Linked DNA regions of Homo sapiens: all the other regions are linked to region 1. Evidence: chromatin contacts called from ENCODE Hi-C or POLR2A ChIA-PET data. All regions are on one chromosome and are shown on one strand. Each heading gives the region's core, a stretch centred on a gene start or an enhancer-like site at or near the end of the contact. The rest is flanking DNA. Distances are from core to core; before and after follow the strand shown. Region 1 holds the start of ZNF557 (zinc finger protein 557). Region 2 holds the start of SNAPC2 (small nuclear RNA activating complex polypeptide 2). Region 3 holds the start of MAP2K7 (mitogen-activated protein kinase kinase 7). Region 4 holds the start of EVI5L (ecotropic viral integration site 5 like). Region 5 overlaps LOC124904628 (a long non-coding RNA gene). Region 6 holds the start of CLPP (caseinolytic mitochondrial matrix peptidase proteolytic subunit). Region 7 holds the start of GTF2F1 (general transcription factor IIF subunit 1).

Region 1 (2,891 bases), core at 207-2,706:
GCTGTATTTACTGACTTATTTTGACACACATTATCACACACCCCTTAGTATCCTTCTCTTGAATATAAGGCATCAAACAAATAATTTTTAAGATACCCTCACTCGTGGCTCACACCTGTAATCCCAGCACTTTAGGAGGCCGAGGTGGGTGGATCACCTGAAGTCAGGAGTTCGAGACCAGCCTGGCCAACATGGCAACACCCCATCTTTACTAAAAATACAAAAATTAGCTGGGCGTGGTGGTGCACCCTTGTCATTCCAGCTACTTGGGAGGCTGAGGCAGGAGAACTGCTTGAACCTGGGAGGCAGATGTTGCAATGAGCTGAGATCGCACCACTGCACTCCAGGCTGGGCAACGGAGTGAGACTCTGTCTCAAAAAAAAAAAAAAAAATACCCTCACTGTTAGTGAGTCCTTGTGTTTACAACCTGAACACAGGAAAAATCCATTCACAGGTTTTCTACACAGTGGAGTCTTGCAACTTGCAGGTTCTACACGGTACCTACCTGATCATACAGAAGTCCACGGATCAGTGAGGATAGGTGAAACTTGAGGCTGGTTTCAACACAAATCTGAGCTTGAATTATACTTTTTTCGTCTAAATAAAAAGGGCACAAAAATCGCTTATGAGGCCTTTTGTAGGGAGTAATATGTACGTATAGTAAAATGTATTTACTGAGACTAATACAGTTGTTGCATAGAAAGACCACCCCATTCACTTAAAAAAAATTGATTTAAAGAATAAGAACCCAGGCTACTGGCTGTGCCTGAATTCACCAGATTCCTATCCAGCCATCTGGTCCCTAAAATGGGACAAGAAGCTTAAAGCTGTTTTCATCTGACTTGCTTAACTCATTTGGCTGGAGATTGTATGGTGACTCCAGATGCTTTAAATTCGTCACTTTAGGCCTTATAAGTGGACTCGGCTGAATTCTAAATAATTTCTACAGTGTATTCAGGACTGCAGAGATTTTAATGCCCTCCAGCAGGGTTTCCCAACCTGGGCACTAATGACATTTGGGGCTGGATGAGTCTTTGCTGGCGGCGGCTGCTTTACGCGCTGCAGGATGCTGAGCTGCTAGCATCCCTGGCCTCCACCCTCTAGATTACAGTAGTAGCACAGTCCCTCCTACCCTCCATTTTGTGACATCCCAAACCGTCTCCAACTATAGCCAAAAGTCCCCTGGGGCGCAGAATCGCCCCGGGTGAGGGCGACAGGGTGAGGACGACAGAGTGAGGATGACAGGGGCGCGGGGCCCGGACACCGGAGGAAACAGCAGCTTCGGGCTTAACTGAGCGCACAGCCCGAGGCCTCAGGGGCGGAAACCCGGCTCCCGGGAGGGACGCAGGCCCGCGGCTGGGGCCCCTCTCTGGACTCGGACTCACGGAATGAAGCACCTCTCGCGGAGACCGAAAGATTCTCCCAGACGCTGCAAGCGCGGCTCTTCTCACAAGACACAAGCGCGCTTCCGCTTCCGGTCTCCGGCTAGCCACACTGCACCTCCGCTTCCGGCTCCAGCTGGTCCCAGCCCAAAATGCGGCGTGTCAGGACCCCCGGGTTCAGGCTGCAGGTGCAGCAGCCGCGCACCCCAGCCTCCGGCTGAGGTGTTCTAGTTTGCTTAGTTATTAATAGAACCAGGTTGGGCCCTGGCTAGGGACAGCCGCGGAGGCAGGGTCGTCCTGGCGCGGGTCTGTGGCAGGGTTGGGGGCGGAACTAGCTCTTGAGCGGGGCTGTGGGCGGTACCAGGCCTGGAGGCGGGCCTGAGTGTTGACGGGGACCAGTTCCGGGGGCGGGGACCAACTCTGGAGCGGGGCTGTGGGCGGTACCAGGCCTGGAGGCAGGGCTGAGTGTGGGTGGAGATCAGCTCCGGGGGTGGGGAGAAGTTCTGGGGCGGGACCGTGGGCGGTACCAGGCATGGGGGCGGGGCTGTCAGGACAGAGACTAAGTTCCGGGGCGAGGTTGTGGGCGGGCATTAGGTTTGATGGGCGGATCTTGCTGTGGGTTAATACCAGGTTTGGTGGGCGAGTATGTGGACAAGATAAGGCAGTGGTGGGGCATGGAATGGGGTTGAGCTAGTAGGCTGAGAGGACAAGACTTGGTGGAGGTCAGTTTTTGGGTGTAGGGCTTTTTGTGGATTTTAAAACTGTTCAGGTAGCAGGATGCAAAATGAACTCTTTAAAGTTTTCTTCAGTCATTTCTCCACATTCACCGCCTGTTAAAATGATATAGCCACACATTTAGGGCGTGTGTGTGTGTGTGTGTGTGTGTGGCTTTTCGTTTGTTTGTTTTGAGACAGGGTCTCACTCTGTGGCCCAGGCTGGAGTGCAGTGGTGCAATCATAGCTCACTGCAGCCTCGACCTCCTGAGCTCAAGCCATCCTTCCACCCGGGCCTCCCACACTACCAAGCCTGACTATTTTTGTATTTGTTTGTAGAGAGGAGGTCTGTGTTGCCCAGGATGGTCTAGAACTCATGGCCTCAAGTCATACCCCACTTCGGCCTCCCAAAGTGCTGAGATTACAGGTGTGAGCCACACCACACCCAGCCTTTTTGTGTGATTTTGAGCTTCCTAATTTCTTTCAAAAATGGGATCATGTATGCATATTTCTCCCATCCAGAGGGGGACGAGGGGAGGGAGGACTAGGGAGGGATGTCTCCAAGTGAAAGCCAAAGCTGATTAATTGTCTAGTGCACATCTGGATCTACTGAAAAGAGAACTACATTTCTGGTGGAGAAAATAGGTGTTGGATTCATAGGAAGAAATAAAAAAGGAAATTTTAAAATTTAAGAGATCAAAAGAAAAAATGAGAAAAAATTATTAATGACATACTACTTGTTACATGTCTGGCTAAGGTTTAGATGCTACAAATGGTAAATATTGATGTCATAAAA
Region 2 (2,891 bases), core at 128-2,627, 850 kb before region 1:
CCGTCCAGACCTGAGTGAAGCCAGAGGTACAGGGTCAGCCCAGGGATCAGCCTGCAATGGCCCCCCAAGCCCTGCTCCTCCTGGGGATCCCCTAATCAGGTTATCCCCCGCAACTCCCACCTACCCACCAGGGACCTGCCCTGGACAGCCTCACCCTGTTCATCTGCCTCACCTCTATGGGGGCTGGGGGCTGTGCCTCCCGGCGCCTTGGTCCCTGAAGGCCACCCGGATGCACTTTCTGAATGGCCTCCCGGGCTACGCGGCCCTTGAGCTGCTGGAGGAAGACCCGGATCTAGAAAGGAAAGAGGCGGCGGAATGAGGCTTCTATGAGCTCAGGGCTGCAGCAGAGAAGCCAAAGCCCAATCCCTTGTATGCTCTGGGCCCCGCTACTGCGCCTTAGTCTCCTGCTGGCCCGGTGTTAGGAGTCCCAGTGACTGCCAAGGCCCCTACCCCACCCAGAGCGTGACCAGCTACCTAAGGAAGTTGTAAGGCCCAGGCCAGTTCCGGCTCCTTCACGCAGCCAGGGCCCAACCCTATGCTGACTACTACCCCGTTCAACTCCCTTCTTCGTCCCCTCTTCTCTATTCCCTCTCACTTCAAGCTCGTATCCTGTCCAACAGCATGCGTTGCTTTTCGCCCGGACTCGGCAGCATCTTACTCCCAGTTCATTCCGCCCGTTTAGCCCTCGCCTCACCCACGCATTACCCCGAGGCTCGCCCCGCCTTTAAAGCTTGCCCTCATCCCGCCCACGCCCCTCCCACGCCTTACTCCCAAAACGGCCCCGCCCTTAAGTCTTGCTATTAACCCGCCCACGCCCCGCCCCCAGGCTCGTCCTGCCCCTCAAACTCACCCACCCACTCTCCAAACCTCAGCGGCACGCACGCCCCGCCCCCGGCATCGCCCCGCCCCTCCGCTTCACTTATGCCCCGCCCACGTCTAGCTCCCAAGCTCGCCCCGCCCCTAGGTCTTCTCTTCCCGTCCACGCCCCGCCCCTCACCCCGCCCAGGCTCACCCACTAACGCCCCGCCACTCAGCCCCACGCCACGCCCCCGCTCGCTTACATTCCTGGCCCCGCCCCGCTGGCTCCTGCCGCAGCCCCGCCCACTCTCCGCCCCACCCCAGCCCCGCCTCCAGCCTGGCTCCGGTCCCGAGAACCGCATCTCACCTCAGCCTCGCTCCGGCCCCGCAGCTCCCGGGCCAGCTCGGTGGCGTCCGGCTCCGGCTGGCCCTGCCGCGCCTGCAGGAGTCGCACTAGCTGCCGCTTCTCGCGAGCGCTCCAGGTCGCGGGACCGGTCACCTCGCCCAGATAGCGCGCCGGGGCCGCTCGCCGCCTGGGAGGTGGCTTCATGCCGCTCAGAAAGAGGCAGGCGCTGTAAGGTCGCTTCTCCGATGGGCGGAGCTACGGGGGCCGCCGAGGTCAGAAAGAACCGCGCGGAGGCGGACGCGCGTGGGGGCGTGGCTTCGCGTTTGGAGGCCCGGGGAACCGCCCCAATGGAAGTGAAGGGGAGATCGGCACCGGAACTGGGGCGGGGCGAAGGAGACCCTCAGCCTGCACTTTATCTCATTCATGAAGTGGAGACGACACCTTGGATCCCATGCCCTCCCTCTGTTGCTGGACTAACTCATGAAGCTACTACTGTGTGCTTTGCTTCTCGCAGAGGGGTGGGTTCTGGCCGAAAGGTCAAGTCCGAAGATCCAGTCGGTCAAGAGCCTGGGCTCTGGGGTCAGACAGGCCTGGGGACTTTGGGCAAGTGATTTAGCCTTGCCGAGCCTCAGTTTCCTCCTCTGTAGACTGGGGCTGATAGTCCCACTCTTGTCTGTGTAAGGTAGAGTGGAGCTCGGGCAGGAGGGATTTAAGGAGCTCTAGACTAGACTGACAATCTAAGAGGAGGGCGAAGTCCAGACCAGGAGGGAACTGGAGCAGAGGCAGAAGGTCGAAGCGGAGCTAGGGCAGGGTCCGGGCGGGGGTAATGGAGAGCGGAGAAGGCCTGGCTTGAGAAAGATCGCAGGAGGCAGATGGGCAGGTGTCCGGGTAAGGAGAGGAGGGAGGGGGAAGGTTTATTTTAAACTTACGCTTGTGGGGTTGGGTGCCGCTTTTTTTTTTTTTTTAGACAGATTTTTGCTCTTGTTGCCCAGGCTGCAGTGCAATGGCGCGATCTCGGCTCACTGCAACCTCTGCCTCCTGGGTTCAAGCGATTCTCCTGCCTCAGCCTCCCCAGCAGCTGGGATTATAAGCACGCGCCACTACGCCCTGCTAATTCTTTTTTTGTTACTTTTTTTAGTAGGGACGGGGTTTCACCATGTCGGCCACGCTGGTCTGGAACTCCTGACCTCAAGTGATCCACCCACCTCGGCCTCCCAATGTGCTGGGATTACAGGCGGGAGCCACCGCGCCCGGCCGGGTGTCGCTTTCTGTTTGAGACAAAACGCCCTACAGTCTCCCATGGCCTGGGAGTGCACACGGGTATATGGGCATATGGGCCCCGTCCCCAGGCTCCACCCCTGTAAGTCACGATTTCTCAGGAATACCCCCCAAGTCCTGCTCCCAGCTTTCTCCCCAAGCCTCCCCACCTATCCCCCACCCCGCACGTTGCGCGCTCACTGACTGCACCAGAACTTAGCCGGTCAGTCCAGAGGTTTATTTTGAGCACAGGTGGGAGGGACAGGGGGAGGAGAGAAGCGCAGGGGTCGTGGCCTCATCAGGTCCGAGGTCCAGGGAGGCGGGTCCGGTCCTGTTGGTCCTGGTCCCGAATTGGTAGCTGGGTGTATCTCCGGACCATGTTGGGGGCGCACCATCCCTGGGAGGGGTGGCTGAGGCTCAGCGAGGGAGGGGACGCTACGCGGGCCACCTCCCTTCCCAGCAGACCACTAGCCTCTTCCATCGGTCTGCA
Region 3 (2,891 bases), core at 139-2,638, 830 kb before region 1:
TACCTTTCTCGCCTGCCATAATGACTCCATAGAGAGAACTAAATAAACTACGAAGGTCACATCAGAGGAGACAAGAGAGAATTTTACTGGGTCAAGAAAGACACAAAAAGGATCATGGGTCAGGGGTGGTGTTCACAGGGTTTGAAAATCTAATTTCCTCCAGCCCAGAGGATTTAGAGACCAGGATCTTGGGGAAAAAGCCGGGAGACTAGATATGGTCAGTGTTCCCAGGCCAGGTGTGTGTGAAGCGAGAGGTACTGATCTAGGATGACAAGGTGTCAGGGAGGTAGGTACCGAGGTGGTGGGACTGATCAGAAAGCAGGTGGATGTATGCTGGGGCGCGGCGGGAGCAGGCCTAGAGTCACACTGGCCCCAGGTGTCCCCAGGTCAGGTGGGTGTGGGTGTGAAGGGAAGGGGAGCCATCACTTGAACACAGGTGACAAAGTCACCGGGCTGGCTGGGGGTCGATGTGCATTTCTGGAGGTCAGACACCACACGCTCACCAAGATGGTGGCAGTGAAACTGGTCACAGGGATTTGCGGGGCCTGGTGTATGTGGGAGGGGGTCTGCTGAGCCCAATGCCATGGTCACTGTCGCCAAGAGGGGGAGAAGGGACCCCCTCCCGTCCCCCCACCTCAGACACGGTCACAGGGAGAGCGAGAGGGAGAATCCTCGGGTCAGAAGAGATGGGGAGGGGCTCTATGTGGTCAAGTAACCTCAGGTGTCCCCGAGCCAGGCGTGCGCGTGTGCGTAGATCGTCGCTGCACGGGGCTGACAAGCCCCCAGGCCGGGGGAGGGGGGCGCCAGACAGTCCCTGAGATGACGAGAGTGGTAGCATCAGGTCAACAGGGACGTGTCTGTGTTTTCGGGGCGACCTGGATGTGGTCACTGTCGCGTGGAGTCGGGGAAGCCCGACCCAGAGGATCACGGCGATGGGGGCGGGTCATCAGCTGGGGGCCTCGCCTGGGTCCGGGAACTGGGCTCCCAAGCCCTGAGGGTGCGAACCCCCCGGAGCTCGCCGGCTCCACGCCCCCCGGGTCACCGTGACCCTCGCCCCGCGAGCCCGCAGCGGGGGGGGCGGAGAGGAGAGCGAGCGCCCCGGAAGCGGGGGCGGGGCCTTGTGGTGGGGGCGGGGCCTCCCGCGGCGCGCGCCCCGCCCCGCCCGCCCGCCCCCTCCCCCACGCCGCCGTGCTTACTGGGCCTGGGCCGCTGGGGGCTGATATCCAGGTTGAGGTCGATCCTCCGCCGGGCCTCCCGGTTCTCCTGCTTCAGCTTTGCTTCCAGGCGGGACAGCTTCTGTTCCAGGGAGGACGCCGCCATCTTCCCCGCCGCCACCGCCGCCGCGCACCGCCCGGCCGCCCGTCAGTCCGGCAGACAAACACCGCACTGCGCCTGCGCCCGGATGACCCCGTCGAGCCGCCGTCTCGCCCCGCACCGCGCATGCCCGCGGCGCGCACCCGCCCTTCTCCGCGTGCGAACCTCCGCGCGTGCGTGCTTCGGCTCAGCCCGAAGGATGACGCCACCTAGAGCTCGAGGCAGGCAACGTGCAACCCCCGCCTTCGTCGCCACCACCACCGTAGTGCGCATGCGCCAATTCCCGATCGCTCCTGAGAGAGGCGCTGCGAGGAAACACCATTCTTCTGAGGACGGTGGGCGGGGAAAACGGCGCGCATGCTTAGCGAGGCGAAGCCGTGTTCGCCCGCGTGGCTTTTGCGCATGCGCATTCCTGGAACCTCGTTCCCAAAGCGGCAGTCGATCCCTGGTCTCCACGGCGGTGCAGCCTCAGCCTCCTCGCTTTTCACGGTCGGCTTGGGCGTCCCTTCGGAATGCCTTCCTCACTGATGGTGCTTTATTAGGATTCCTCTTGTGCTTAATTACCTCCTAGCCTCCTGCTGGCAGCGGGGTGCCGCCTCCTCACCGTAATTAGGCTCCGTCGAGAGCCCTTTCCCTTCTTGCCAGCCCCAGCAGGCTCAGAGTTGGCCGAAGCCAGGGGGGAGGGGACGGCCATGGGAACCCAGCGGTGTGACCCCTGCCCTCGGCGACGGGGCCAAGGTCAAGGCCAGAGTTGTTGGCCAGACCCACATAGAACCTCAAGACACCCCCCTTATCTCTCTCGCACCCGGAACGTGAGCCCAGCGCCTGGACGTGGAGAATTCCTATCTGAGGAGGGGCGCTGGGGTTAGGTGCCAGTGCTTGGGCCCCCGGCAGCCTAAACCACTCCTTTAAGTGGTCCGACGGGTGCTGGGGAAATGTCCCATCTGGAACCCAGGGATCCCCCCAAGAGCGGCTTCCCTCTGCTCTTAGATGCGAGAAGGAAGTTCTGATTTTGCGGACACCCGGGAGGTGGCCAGGGCCAGGCAGACTCTGCCAAGTGCCCTTCCAGCTTCTGGTCCAACGAGGGAACACTTTGGGATGAGAGTTACCGGCTTGTCGGAACTCCTCTGGTGACGATTTGTGGGTGGAGCACACACAAGTGTAGAGTTATAGCTGAGGTCTTTACCTTTCCGTCTTCCAGGCAGCCTTCTGTGCCTCTGCTCTGAGAACATGAGACTCATCCTTGATTCTGGCACACGGGTGTTACTTGGTCACATGAAATAAAAGGTTACGGGCATGGTGGTTCACGCCTGTAATCCCAGCACTTTGGGAGGCCGAGGCGGATGGATCACGAAGTCAGGAGAGGACCAGCCTGGCCAAGATGGTGAAACCCCGTGTCTACTAGAAATACGAAAATTAGCCGGGCATGGTGGCAGGCGCCTGTAATTCCAGCTACTTGGGAGGCTGAGGCAGAGAATTGCTTGAACCCAGGAGGCGGAGGTTGCAGTGAGCCAAGATTGCGCCACTGCACTCCAGCCTGGGTGACAGAGCCAGACTCCGTCTCAAAAAAAAAAAAA
Region 4 (2,891 bases), core at 157-2,656, 760 kb before region 1:
TTTGAAAGGGCACAGCAGGGAAGGATGGATAACTTGGCAGAGGCCTGGGGCAGGTTCCCACAGGGGTAGGTGCTGGGGGATTCTGGGGCCCTGTCACCCTCCAAGGCTCCAGTGTGGGCGCTGGTTTGGTGGAGGGGCAAGTTGGCTTCCTGGGGTGCGGCAGGCACCTCATGGTCTCTGGAATCTCTGCTTGAGCTGGGGGAGCTGTCGGGGACTCTGGGAGGGCCTGGACAGGTGGGATCTGAGGAGGGGTGCAGAAGTGTTGAGTGGGTGGGGGCAGGGGCAGATATGCCTGGGGTCTATGTTGGAGCTCTTAAGTTTTTCTGTGTGTGCTGGGGGATCTAAGTGACTGTGTGTGTGTGTGTGTGTGTGTGTGTGTGTGTGTGTGTGTGTGTGTTTGGGGTTTTCAGAAAGATGGGTGGCTCTGGATGGGGAGTGGGGTGGTTCAGAATATCCAACGGGAGGTCTTGAGCATGGGTGGATTTTTCAGGATCCAGGAGCCAGGATCCAGATGGGGCAGGATCAGTGGAGCTACCACAGTGTGCTGGGTGGACGCCGGGGAGTGGTGTTTAGGGGTGCCCTTGGGCATGTGGCAGCTGGGGTGGGAGATGGGCTAGCAGGCTGAGCTGAGGGCTGTGGGCAGGGGTAGGAAATCCGACTTACAGAGGCCAGAGAGGGGTCCTGTGGGGTCAGCATGGGGGGCGGGTAGGCCCTGAGGCTGGTCTCCTTGGGGAGAGGTGGGGGCAGTTCTGGGCCCAAGATAGGAGGACGTGAAGTGAGGGGGTGCGGGGAGGGGGTGGCAAGTGTTGTCCAGAAGGGAGGGGTCCTGAGAGATCAGGGCAGAAGGTGGACGGGGGTTCTTGGGCTTGGGGGGCGCTTCTGAGGGGCTGATCGGCGGAGTGGGGGGATGGGGAGCCCTGAGGGGGTTCCCGGAGAGGAGTCCTGAGGGTCACTGCAAAGGGTGGACGGGGGTCCTGGGCCTGCGGGGTCCTCATGGGGAGGGGACGGAGTGGGGGAGGGGGATCCTGCAGGAGCTCCTGGGGAGGGGTCCGGAGGGATCGGCAACGAGGGTGGGCAGGGGCCAGGGTCCTCCGAAGGTCCCGGGCTGGGGATGCCGAGGCTCCCAGCGCGGGTTCCGGGGCACGACGGCCCGAGTTGCGGTCCTGCCGGTTCCCCGCGGGCCGCATCACGGAGCCGCCGGCCTGAGCAGGCGCCCGGGAGGCCCGGCCCGCGCCGCCCTACCTGCGCCGAGCGCGCCGCCATCTCCGTGCCGAGCCTCGCCGCCCCGGGCTGAGCCGCCGGATCCTAGCCGCGCCGTTCGCCCCGCAGCCCCGGCCCGGCCCCCTCAGCCGCCCCCCGGGACCGCGGCCGCCGCCGGCTCCGCCGCTGCCATTTCACCCGCTGACAGGAGCCGCTGCCCCGCCCCCGAGGCCCCATCCGCCAATTCGCCGCCCCCAGGCGCCCTGGCCCCGCCCACCAGCCAGGAGTGACGGGGTGTCTGACCATTCCGTGGCCATTCCGTGAGGCGGGCCCTGGCTACGTTCAGAAGGTTGCCGCCTCTGAGGAGAGAGCGAATTGAAATGAGGGAAGCGGTGAAGGACAGGTAGTTTTGCGTATCGGAATGAGGAATCCTATTGATCAACACCTGATAAGACCAATAGCAAGGAAAGTGGGGGTGTGTCCGTGAGGAAAGGCTGCGGCCCTGAGGAACACCAGGCAGACGCGGCCAAGCGTTTGGCACTAAGCCCCGCCCAGAGCCGGGCTTTCTGCCCAATAACGAGACGCCCCGAGACGTCCATTATTATCTGCCCCTCAAACCTGGGCCCTGGCAACTGCTGGGGGCGCCATAAAGAAGATTGACACCTAGGGAACCAATGCTACTGAAGGAGGGCGGGAAAGTGACACTCTCTGACCAATGGGTATGTGAGATTGGTGGGAGCATTGGCGTCCTGGGCGGTGGGGCTTGAGGCCTGGGTTGAATGAAATGGGGGTGGGGCTAAGAGGAGGGCGTGGCCTAGGCCAGAGATGGGGCGGGGTCAAGCAAGGGAGGGGCTCGGGGGTTGGGTCTGAGAAGGGGCGTGGCCAGAAATCCTGAAGACTCACTGGGGACGTGATGGCACCGTGTCGTCTAGGAGCCCAGTTCTGTGCTGGGGACGGGGCGGTTGATATTGGGGGCGGGTCCCATAAAAGATTCAGGCCCGTCCCCTGTCTTACTCCAGGCCAGGTTAAATGTGTTCTCTAAAGCTCACAGAGCCGCGTGTTTCTCCATCAAAGCTCGGTTCGCGCCGTGATCGTGGGGAGGGATAGGCCCTCCCATTCCCCATCCTCCCAGGCTGATAGATCCTCGGGGAGTCGGGATGCAGGGCCTAGGTCGGGTCTCTTCCAGGTCCCCAGCATGGAAACTGCTTATAAACATTTGATGAATGAATGAATGAAAATGGGCCCGTGACTCTTTTAACAGAGAAGGGAGAGGTGGAGAATCCTTCAAGCTAGAGAGGAATTCGTAGGGACAGTTACTGACAGCGGGCAAGACTGACCAAAATGGACTTATTTCCTCCCCAAGATGTAGGGATGGGCCCTGGAGGGGGTGGGGCAGGGAAGGACCTTGTCATAGCAGAGAGGGTGACGTCATAAGTGTGTTTTTATTTATTTATTTTTCAGAGACAGGGTCTCGCTCTGTGTCCCAGTTTGCAGTGCAGTGATGCGAACATAGCTCAATGCAGCCTCGAACTCTTGGACTCCAATGATCCTCCCGCCTCAACCTCCCCAGTAGCTGGGACTACAGGTGCGTGCACACCATGCCCGGCTAATTTTTTTGGTAGAGGCTGGGGTCTTGGTATGTTGCTCAGGCTAGTCGGAAACTCCTGGTGCCAGGTTCTCCCACTTCAGCC
Region 5 (2,891 bases), core at 119-2,618, 740 kb before region 1:
TGAGACGGAGTCTCACTCTGTCGCCCAGGCTGGAGGGCAGTGGTGCAATCTCGGCTCACTGCAAGCTCCGCCTCCCGGGTTCATGCCATTCTCCTGCCTCAGCCTCCTGAGTAGCTGGGACTACAGGTGCCTGCCACCATGCCTGGCTAATTTTTTGTATTTTTGGTAGAGACGGGGTTTCACCGTGTTAGCCAGGAAGGTCTTGATCTCCTGACCTCATGATCCACCCGCCTCGGCCTCCCAAAGTGCTGGGATTACAGGCATGAGCCACTGCGCCCGGCCTATTTATTTATTTTTGTTTTTGTTGAGAGAGGGTCTTCTTCTGTCACCCAGGGTGACTGCAGTGGCACAATCATGGTTGAGTGCAGCCTCAGCCTCCTGGGCTCAAGCAATCTTCCCACCTCTGCCTCCTGAGTAGCTGGGGACGTGGGCATGTGCCACCGTGGTCAGCTAATTTTCAAATGTTTTGTAGAGATGGGGCCTTGCTATGTTGCCTAGGCTGGTCTCAGACTCCTGGCCTCAAGTAATCTTCCTCCCCTGGCCTCCCAAGGTACTGGGATTACAGACGTGAGCCACCATGCCCAGCCCCCCATACTTACTAAGCAGTCACTCCACATTCCTGCCTTCCTGCAGCCTTGGAAAACCCTAATCTGTTTTGGCCTCCCAAAGTGCTGGGATTACAGACGTGAGCCACTGTGCCCGGCTAACAAATTGTTTTCTGCCCATGCATTTATGTATTGTATGTGACGCATTTGTGCTAGAATAGCAGAGTTGCAGCAGAGAGCCCTCGAGGCCCAAAAATATTTACTATTTGGCCCTTTTCAAATGTTTGCCAACCTTTGGTCTAGAAGGTTACATTCTGGAGCAAACAGATCATAGACAGATAAAGAAAGGCAGATGCTAAAATCAGCCGGGCGTGGTGGCAGGCACCTGTAGCCCCAGCTACTCGGGAGGCTGAGGCAGGAGAATGGTGTGAACCCGGGAGGTGGAGGTTGCAGTGAGCCGAGATCGCGCTACTGCACTCCACTGGGCGATAGAGCAAGACTCCGTCTCAAAAAAAAAAAAAAAAAAAAAGAAAGAAAGAAAAGCAGATCCTGAATCTGGTCCCCTCCACTCACCCGCGCTTCCCAGTTATGAAAGGCAACACAATCTCCACATCTTCTTTCTTGGGTTTTGGGTTGGTTTGAGTTGGGGCCACGAAGGGAAGTGAAAATGATGTGGTCCTCATTGCTTTCACAGTTTCAAACCCAACTCCAGTGTTTATCAGCTGATGGGCTGTGGGCAGGTGACTCATCTCTGAGCCACTATGCTCATAGGTAAAATGAGAATGAGGGCGGCTGTGTTACCGGATTCTTTGAGGTCATATCCAAAAAACACATAGCACAAAATAAATGCTCATGAGATGCAGAGGCCAGGTGTGGTGGCTTATGCCTGTGATCCCAGCACTTTGTTTTTCTGTTTGTTTTGTTTTGAGACAGAGTCTTGCTCTGTCACCCAGGCTGGGTGCAGTGGCAAGATCTCGGCTCACTGCAAACTCCACCTCCCAGGTTCAAGCGATTCTGCTGCCTCAGGCTCCCAAGTAGCTGGGATTACGGGCTCCCGCCACCAAGCCCGGCTAATTTTTGTATTTTTAGTAGAGATGGGATTTTGCCATGTTGGCCAGGCTGGTCTCGAACTCCTGACCTCGGGTGATCCACCTGCCTCGGCCTCCCAATGTGCTGGGATTACAGGCGTGAGCCGCTGCACCCGGCCACTGTAATCCCAGCACGTTGGGAGGCCAAGGTGGGAGGATCGCTTGAGTCCAGGAGTTCCAGACCAGCCCAGGAAACATAGTGAGACCCTGTCTTTACAGACAAAAAATTAGCTGGGTGTGGTGCCGTGAGCCTGTGGTCCCAGCTGCTCAGGAGCCTGAGGCAGGAGAATCCCTCAAGCCCAGCAGGTTGAGGCTGCAGTGAGCTGAGACTGCCAAAGATTGCGCCACTGCACTCCAGCCCAGGTGACAAAGCGAGACTCGGTCTCAAGAAAAAAAAAAAAGAAAAGATACAAAAAAAAACAAGAATAAACCCTATTGAATTGGAGGTACTGAGGTGAATTCATGGTTTTCAAAATATAAAGATAAATATAGAAATAAGTTTGTGTGTGTGTGTGTGTGTGTGTGTGTGTGTGTGTGTTCCCATTTATCTACTAAGAGGACCTGGGAGCCACATACCCCAGTAACAATGGGCACACTTAACACCCAGATCATTTCTAACTGCCAATCTCCACCTAGCCCAGGGCTTTTTGGAAAAATGAGAGCAGCCTGGGCAACATAGCAAGACCCATTTCTACAAAAAATTTAAAAATTAGCCAGGCGTGGTGGCGTGCTCCTGTAGTCCTAGTTACTTGGGAGGCTGAGGCAGGGTTGGGGGGGACAAAAGCCTAGAACATCTAGTTAGGCCAGGAAGGAAGAAAAAACGATCAGCAAAAAACCAATAGGAATATGTCAAAAGGACCCAGAAGCCAGAGAGAAAAGCTTTCACTGGCCAAATTAAAGATAATTTAAGCATCGAAGGGGAAAAAAAAGAACGTCAGCAAAATGGCAGAGTAAAATTTGCCTTTCTACAAAAGCAATGAAAAAAACTGGCAAAATTTGACAGAATCAACATTTTCACAACTCTGGAAATTAACCAAAAGCTTACAGTAATTTGCAGAGCATTTAATTAAAAAAAAAAACACATAAAAAAACAGCAAGCTCTGTAGAATTTTAACTCACTCTAGTCTTATTCCTGGCTCTCCAGCTCAGAGGGTAGCCTTGAAAAATAACAGCCCACAATCTTGATACCATACGGAAAAGAACAGAGGTGCGGCTCCTTCAAAACCTCATTCAGGATCATTCAAGAAGAGGTGTGTGT
Region 6 (2,891 bases), core at 261-2,760, 710 kb after region 1:
TGGGCTCACTACAGCCTCGACCTCCTGGGCTCAAGTGATCCTTCTCCCTCAGCCTTCCGAGTTGCTGGGACTACAGGCACACGCCACATTGCCCGGCTAATCTTTGTACTTTTTTTGTAGAGATGGGGTCTCACTACGTTACCCAGGCTGGTCTTGAACTCCTGAGCTCGAGCAATCCGCCCGCCTCAGCCTCCCAAAGTGTTGGGATTACCGGTGTGAGCCACTGTGCCCGGCCTAAAATCTACCAATTTTTAAATGTCAGCCGGGTCAGGTTGGCAGAACAGTATGTGCAGGATCAAAGAGGCCACATCCTGACTTGTGAACCGAGGCTCAAAAGCCAGCAACAGGCACCTTTTGGTGGTTTAAAGCCACTTCTGGAACTCTGACGCTCTGCACCCTTTCCCAGAGAGAGAACATCCCTGACCCGGGATTCTGGTCCCCTGAGTCACCCGTGTGCCCTGACGAGTGCCCCTGGCACCCAGGAAAGACCCTGCTCACCAGGGCTGTTGATGTACATGTGGATGGGCTTCTTGTTGCTCTCGGATTGCAGGAAGAGGAGCTGTGCGATAACAAGGCTGGCAACGCTGTCATCGATCTGCAGGTGGAGAGGGCAGGGGTGTCCCCAGATTCGGGGTGGGGAGAGAGTTTTAAGGGAGGCTGGGGATGGGTCAGGGAACCAGGAAGGGGGACCAGAGCCCAAAGTAAAAGGGATGGGGAAGAATTTAGGCCCCAGAAGGGGATGGGGAGAGAGTAGTGGAGAGGACCCAGGGGGTTTGGAGCACAGGAAGGGGGGAGTCAGGGGGCTAGGGACACAGGAAAGGAAGGGGTGAGAATGGCTGGGGAGAGTCTTGAGCGTAGGAATGAGGGGAGCGGTGCCAGGTGTCAGGAAGGAAGTCGGAGATTAAGAGCCGAGGAGCAGAGAAGGGGTGAGGAGCGGGTTGGGGGACCGGGAGCCAGGAGGGGAGTCAGAAGGGGAGGGAAGGGGGTTAGAAGGGGAGCGGAGCCTGAGGGAAAGTCTGGGGCCAGGGAAGGAGGGGCGCAGGGAGTGTCGGCAGGCGCTTGGGAGAGTCCTGGGGAGGGTCCCGGCGCGGGGCGCTCACCGGGCCCATGACGCACACGATGCGCTCCCGCAGCAGCCGCGAGTAGATGTCATAGGCGCGCTCGCCGCGACCCTGGGGGTAGAAAGATGGAGGTGAGGGGCCGGGGCAGCCAGCCGATCCCCACCCAGCCCGGAGCCCCCGAACCGTGTCCCCGCCCGGCCGCCGTACCGTCTGCTCCACCACGATGGGAATGAGCGGGAGAGCCCGGGTCGCCGTCGCGTGCAGGCACCGCTGCAGGGCCAGGCCGTTCTGGAGTGTCCGCTGCGGCGGCCGCTGCGCTGGAAAGTGAGCGGCGAGGCGAGGCCCCAGCGCGGGGTACCTGCATGACGCCACCCGGGCCCCCCCTACCAATATTCCGGGCCACATCCCTCCGCACGCCCCGGTCGGCTTCCGTCCGATGGCGGAACTACAGCTTCCGGCGTGCTTTGCGCCTGGGAGCTCGCTCGCTAGGCCGCTCACTTCCAGGAGTCTGGGCGGGCGCCATTAAGGGTGAGGCGGGGATAGGGACGGAGCCTGAAAGGGAGGAGCCAATGAAGTAAATTGAGTGGGCAGGGCTGGAGAAGTTTTAGAGTCTCCAGTTCGAGTCCCCTTACCGACCAATTCGTCTTCTTTTTTTTTTTTTTTTGAGACGGAGTCTTGCTCTGTCACCCAGGCTGGAGTGCGGTGGCACGATGTTGGGTCACTGCAACCTCTGCCTTCTGGGTTCAAGCCATTCTCCTGGCTCAGCTGCCCCAGTAGCTGGGATTACAGATGCACACCACTGCACCCGGTTAATTTTGTTATTTTTAGTAGAGATGGGTTTCACCTTGGCCAGGCTGGTCTTGAACTCCTGACCTCGTGATCTTCCCACCTCGGCCTCCCAAAGTACTGGGATTACAGGCGTGAGCCACCGCGCCCGGCCTCGTCTTCGTTTTCTACTGTTTCTGCTTTATTTATTTTTATTTTTTTGAGACAGAATCTCACTCTGTGGCCCAGGCTGGAGTGCAGTGGCGCCATCCTAGCTCAATGTGGCCTCAAATTTCTGGGCCCAAGCAACCCTCCCTCCCACCTTGCTCTCCAGAGTAGCTGGGACTACAGTTGTGTGCTACCACATCTGGCAAATATATATATATATGTATTAGAGATGGGGTCTTACTATGTCGCCCAGGCTGGTCTCAAACTCCTGGCCTCAAGTGATCCTCCCACCTTTGCCTCCCAAAGTGCTGGGACTACAGGCATGAGCCACCACACCCCACTTATTCCTTATTTTAAAAATAGCTGCAGGGCCGGGCACAGTGGCTCACGCCTGTAATCTTAGCACTTTGGGAGGCTGAGGTGGGCGGATCACGAGGTCAGGAGATCGAAACCATCCTGGCTAACACGGTGAAACCGCGTCTCTACTAAAAATACAAAAAATTAGCCGGGCGAGGTGACGGGCACCTGTAGTCCCAGCTACTCAGGAGACTGAGGCAGGAAAATGGTGTGAACCTGGGAGGTGGAGCTTGCAGTGAGCTGAGATGGCGCCTCTGCACTCCAGCCTGGGCGACAGAGCCAGACACCGTCTCAAAAAAAAAAAAAAAAGCTGCAGTGTTCCCACAGCTCATCTTGGAAGAGGGGTCCCAGAGAGGACTTAGCCTGGGTCTTGGCCTTGAAGAGCTTCCAGCCTGGTGTGGCCGACTTCTACTGAGACCTCCTCATTCATTTTTTGGCCACCTGTGGAGTAGATTGTGGGAGCCCAGAGAAGGGTGTTGTGGATTCTTCCTGGAGATCAGACCGGAAAGCATTCCTAGGAGAAGCAGGTATTGGAATTGG
Region 7 (2,891 bases), core at 267-2,766, 680 kb after region 1:
CAACCTCTGCCTCCCAGGTTCAAGCGATTCTCCTGTCTCAGCCTCCCGAGTAGCTGGGATTACAGGCATGTGCTACCACGCCCGGCTAATCTTGTATTTTTAGTAGAGACGGGGTTTCTCCACGTTGGTCAGGCTGGTCTCGAACTCTCAACCTCAGGTGATCCGCCCGCCTCGGCCTCCCAAAGTGCTGGGATTACAGGCATGAGCCACCGTGCCCAGCCGTTTACTCGTTCTTGTCTCCCCCAAGCCAGACACTCCATGAGGGCAAGGACTATTTCTGCCTCCCTCATTCCTATATTCCTAGGGGTTGGCGGTTCCTGACATTTAGTGGTGGATGAGAAATAAATGAAAACAGACACATCGACGGTGTCTGTAGTTCATGGCCCAACTTTTGTGTCTTGCCCGCCTTCCCTTTGCTTAGCCAACTCCTATGCATCCCTCAGTGCCCAACTGAAACCTCCCCTCTTCTCTGAGCCCTCAGAGCCCCGCTGTGCTTCTCCTGCTCCTTCCTGGGTTGTAGATTCCCATGCTGTGACTCTGTCTCTTCCACGACACTGTAACCCTCGAGAGGACACTGTAATCCTCCGTGGGGAGCTGGTTTGACAGATTCACCTTGCGGGGCCCCGAACCCAGGAGGTGCTGGAGTATTTGCGAAGTGGAGCAATGAATGGTTGCGCCGTGAGCATGCGCAGTTGTGTTACTGCCATGATTCGGGGGATGTGTGCATGCCTGGAACGGGGTAGGGGATCCTGCATCTCCCTCCTGTTCTCGGCAGCTTCCTTCCCTTCCCCCCAGGAAGCCAGCCAGCCGCCCCCGCGACGTTACCCTTCTCCTGGGGCCTCAGAGCCCTGCCCATCTCGGGCAGCTTGGACTTGCAAAGACCCATCCGGCCAGCAGCTCTTGGGGTGGTCGCGCCCCGACCCCGCCCAGGCTCTGACCCCTCCTGGCTCGGCTCAACGTCACAAGGGTCCCCGCCCCGGTCATTTTGCGGGAATGACGGGGTCCACCCCTTCGGGGTAGGGGGAGGAAATGAACCCCAAACAGACCCATGGGGAGCCAAGCGGCGGTTCGACCCGACCCGAGTAGGCCTCGGTTGCTATGGTGACGCGGCCTTCTGGGCCCCCCAGGTCCAGAGCGGCAAGGCGCATGCGCAAAGTGCCTGGGAGCCCGCAAGGGGGATTCGTCTCCCTCTTCCCACCCAGGATGCCCCACGGTCCTTGGGTGCTGACGTCACGAGAGAGGGCGGTCCCCCATTTGATGAAGTTAACCGCGTTATATACAAGAGCGCCAGCGACAGAGGCCCGTTAGTTTATCTCAGACTCGGCCTAGGTTTGCTGAGTCTAAAAAGGGACCGCGGTGGACCTTTTGAGGTGACCATAGCCGCCGAGGAGCATAAGTGACTGCGCACTGAGGTGGCCACAGTCGCTAAGAAGGTTGCCATCGCGACGCGGCTGCTCGAGGGTTTCGCTTCCGGGTTAGGCGGCCGCAGAAGCGTAGACCGAGTAGCTTGAGCGCCTCTTCCGGTTACCTTTTCCCAGCGCCAGAGGCGCCTAGGGTTGGGGTCCTCGCTCAGGCACAGAGACCCGACACCGAGCGGCGGCTTCCCCGGGATCGAGGGACGCGCACGCCAGAGGAGACGAAAGGAACCCGGGTCGGACCAGATCGGAACCACTGACCATTGCCCATGGCGGCCCTAGTGAGTGTGGATTTGGCGGGGTTCGGGGGTTCCGACGGCGACCTCGGCGACCCCTCACTCACCGCTTCCTCTTTCCGCAGGGCCCTAGCAGCCAGAATGTCACTGAATACGTCGTTCGAGTTCCTAAGTAAGTCCCCAGCCCCATCTCCCACTCCTCTCCACCCCCCAAAAATGAAAACCTTCACGATCTTCTTAGCCAGCCATTTCTGGCCCTGTCTGTGGTTCTCCCTCCAGACCGGGAGAGACTTGGAGGGCAGGGCTGGGATTAAGCTGAGGCTTCTCTGGGGACAACACTGCTTTTTTGAACGAATGAATGAATGAGTGCATTAATACACGGTGATCCAGCCCCCTGGCCTAACCTTCGAGGAGTATATGGTCCCATGATGCCCAGGCCAGCTGTAAGGACATATTCCTCGTCCTGTTTCAAAGTGGTCAGGCTGTCTTTCCTTTCCAGGCCTTTGTACATCCTGTTCCTCTGCCATGAGTGCCTCCCCTCAACCCCTAAACTGTGACTCTGCTGGGTGAATTCTTGATGATTCTGCAAAACTCAACTCCAGTATCTTCCTCCTCCAGGAAATACTCCCTGCCTGTCCTCCCTCCTCCCCAAGGCTGAGTTCACAATAATCTCCACATCTTGGGTTCCCCCAAATCTTCGTCCCTCCATCTGCTCTTCTTCTGCCTGGGGTCAGGAGAGGATGGGTCTAGCTTCTCTGGCAGACTGGGAATCCTTGGAGTCTTCCGTATCCAGTGTTGCCAGGCAAAACAGGCTGAATGAAGCTGGGTGGGTTTGTTGAGTGAATTGAATTGAATTAATGATTCAATTGAATGGAATGATTGAATTGAATTAATGGTTCAATTGAATTGAGTGATTGAATTAAAGTAATGATTTGATTGAATTAACGATCCAGTTGGGTGGTTGATTGAATTAATGGTTCAATAGCATTGACTGATTAAATTAATGATTGAATTGCTGTATTGGATTGACACTACCTCTTCTCATCCACTCCAGGAATACAACCAAAAAATATAACATCATGGCTTTTAATGCAGCCGACAAAGTCAACTTTGCTACGTGGAATCAGGTAAGTCTCTGAGTCCTGGGGGTCAGGGGCTGGGGTGGTGAGAGAACTTGACCCTGACCTTGGTGGTTGTGATAGTTGCTTAACTGTCATAGTCACTAAGTCTTAATTTTCTC

Evidence for each region. Hi-C counts contacts between places; a loop is a spot of excess contacts on that map. ChIA-PET counts read pairs that join two places held with the same protein, here RNA polymerase II (POLR2A). Pooled maps may share reads with other maps.
Region 2: a loop to region 1 is called in a map of naive thymus-derived CD4-positive, alpha-beta T cell, with 10 times the contacts of the local background. The contact joins the promoter of SNAPC2 here to the promoter of ZNF557 in region 1. A Hi-C loop is called at or near these places in 1 of 168 maps with a recorded cell type or tissue (naive thymus-derived CD4-positive, alpha-beta T cell), 1 of 37 single-sample maps with no recorded cell type and 13 of 50 pooled maps. POLR2A ChIA-PET finds 5 or more read pairs at or near these places in 4 of 52 experiments (CD4-positive, alpha-beta T cell, MCF 10A, Panc1 and 1 more).
Region 3: a loop to region 1 is called in a pooled map, with 15 times the contacts of the local background. The contact joins the promoter of MAP2K7 here to the promoter of ZNF557 in region 1. A Hi-C loop is called at or near these places in 7 of 50 pooled maps. POLR2A ChIA-PET finds 5 or more read pairs at or near these places in 4 of 52 experiments (AG04450, WTC11, activated B cell and 1 more).
Region 4: a loop to region 1 is called in a pooled map, with 20 times the contacts of the local background. The contact joins the promoter of EVI5L here to the promoter of ZNF557 in region 1. A Hi-C loop is called at or near these places in 1 of 37 single-sample maps with no recorded cell type and 11 of 50 pooled maps. POLR2A ChIA-PET finds 5 or more read pairs at or near these places in 2 of 52 experiments (K562 and OCI-LY7).
Region 5: a loop to region 1 is called in a pooled map, with 6 times the contacts of the local background. The contact joins the enhancer-like site here to the promoter of ZNF557 in region 1. A Hi-C loop is called at or near these places in 2 of 50 pooled maps. POLR2A ChIA-PET finds 5 or more read pairs at or near these places in 3 of 52 experiments (OCI-LY7, PC-3 and activated CD8-positive, alpha-beta memory T cell).
Region 6: a loop to region 1 is called in a pooled map, with 14 times the contacts of the local background. The contact joins the promoter of CLPP here to the promoter of ZNF557 in region 1. A Hi-C loop is called at or near these places in 2 of 168 maps with a recorded cell type or tissue (CD8-positive, alpha-beta T cell and sigmoid colon), 1 of 37 single-sample maps with no recorded cell type and 12 of 50 pooled maps. POLR2A ChIA-PET finds 5 or more read pairs at or near these places in 5 of 52 experiments (B cell, CD4-positive, alpha-beta T cell, HepG2 and 2 more).
Region 7: a loop to region 1 is called in a pooled map, with 16 times the contacts of the local background. The contact joins the promoter of GTF2F1 here to the promoter of ZNF557 in region 1. A Hi-C loop is called at or near these places in 5 of 50 pooled maps. POLR2A ChIA-PET finds 5 or more read pairs at or near these places in 3 of 52 experiments (CD4-positive, alpha-beta memory T cell, PC-9 and Panc1).

The regions. Positions count from the first base shown.
Region 1 is chr19:7,068,268-7,071,158 of GRCh38, reverse strand. It overlaps ZNF557 (zinc finger protein 557), which reads right to left and starts at 1,456. Exons shown (of 8, transcript NM_024341.3): 1 at 1,386-1,456; 2 at 506-597.
Region 2 is chr19:7,918,824-7,921,714 of GRCh38, reverse strand. It overlaps SNAPC2 (small nuclear RNA activating complex polypeptide 2), which reads right to left and starts at 1,377. Exons shown (of 5, transcript NM_003083.4): 1 at 1,166-1,377; 2 at 173-292; 3 at 1-10. The coding sequence starts at 1,348. It overlaps TGFBR3L (transforming growth factor beta receptor 3 like), which reads right to left. Exons shown (of 7, transcript NM_001419781.1): 7 at 2,618-2,798. RefSeq lists enhancers at 1-149, 1,850-2,349 and silencers at 818-1,017, 1,098-1,327.
Region 3 is chr19:7,902,374-7,905,264 of GRCh38, reverse strand. MAP2K7 (mitogen-activated protein kinase kinase 7) reads right to left here and starts at 1,388. Exons shown (of 11, transcript NM_145185.4): 1 at 1,197-1,388. The coding sequence starts at 1,320. LOC124904630 (a long non-coding RNA gene) reads left to right here and starts at 1,751. Exons shown (of 2, transcript XR_007067121.1): 1 at 1,751-1,844; 2 at 2,516-2,891. RefSeq lists enhancers at 346-885, 1,534-2,111 and a silencer at 827-1,176.
Region 4 is chr19:7,828,733-7,831,623 of GRCh38, reverse strand. EVI5L (ecotropic viral integration site 5 like) reads right to left here and starts at 1,406. Exons shown (of 20, transcript NM_001159944.3): 1 at 1,243-1,406. RefSeq lists a silencer at 1,310-1,549.
Region 5 is chr19:7,806,113-7,809,003 of GRCh38, reverse strand. All of the region lies in intron 1 of LOC124904628 (a long non-coding RNA gene), which reads right to left. Among named protein-coding and RNA genes, the nearest start is that of EVI5L, 23 kb to the left of the region's middle. Within about 2 kb of position 1,368, at least 2 of the 41 ENCODE cell types and tissues checked have a DNase peak (open chromatin) inside an H3K27ac peak, as active enhancers do; they include PC-3, where a contact is called at or near this core.
Region 6 is chr19:6,360,150-6,363,040 of GRCh38, reverse strand. It overlaps CLPP (caseinolytic mitochondrial matrix peptidase proteolytic subunit), which reads right to left and starts at 1,510. Exons shown (of 6, transcript NM_006012.4): 1 at 1,269-1,510; 2 at 1,101-1,172; 3 at 499-595. The coding sequence starts at 1,466. It also overlaps a transcript of ACER1 not described here. RefSeq lists an enhancer at 1-835 and a silencer at 1,034-1,263.
Region 7 is chr19:6,391,789-6,394,679 of GRCh38, reverse strand. GTF2F1 (general transcription factor IIF subunit 1) reads left to right here and starts at 1,516. Exons shown (of 13, transcript NM_002096.3): 1 at 1,516-1,696; 2 at 1,777-1,823; 3 at 2,706-2,778. The coding sequence starts at 1,685. It overlaps MIR6790 (microRNA 6790), which reads left to right and starts at 1,697; the gene lies at 1,697-1,759. It also overlaps the pseudogene LOC390877.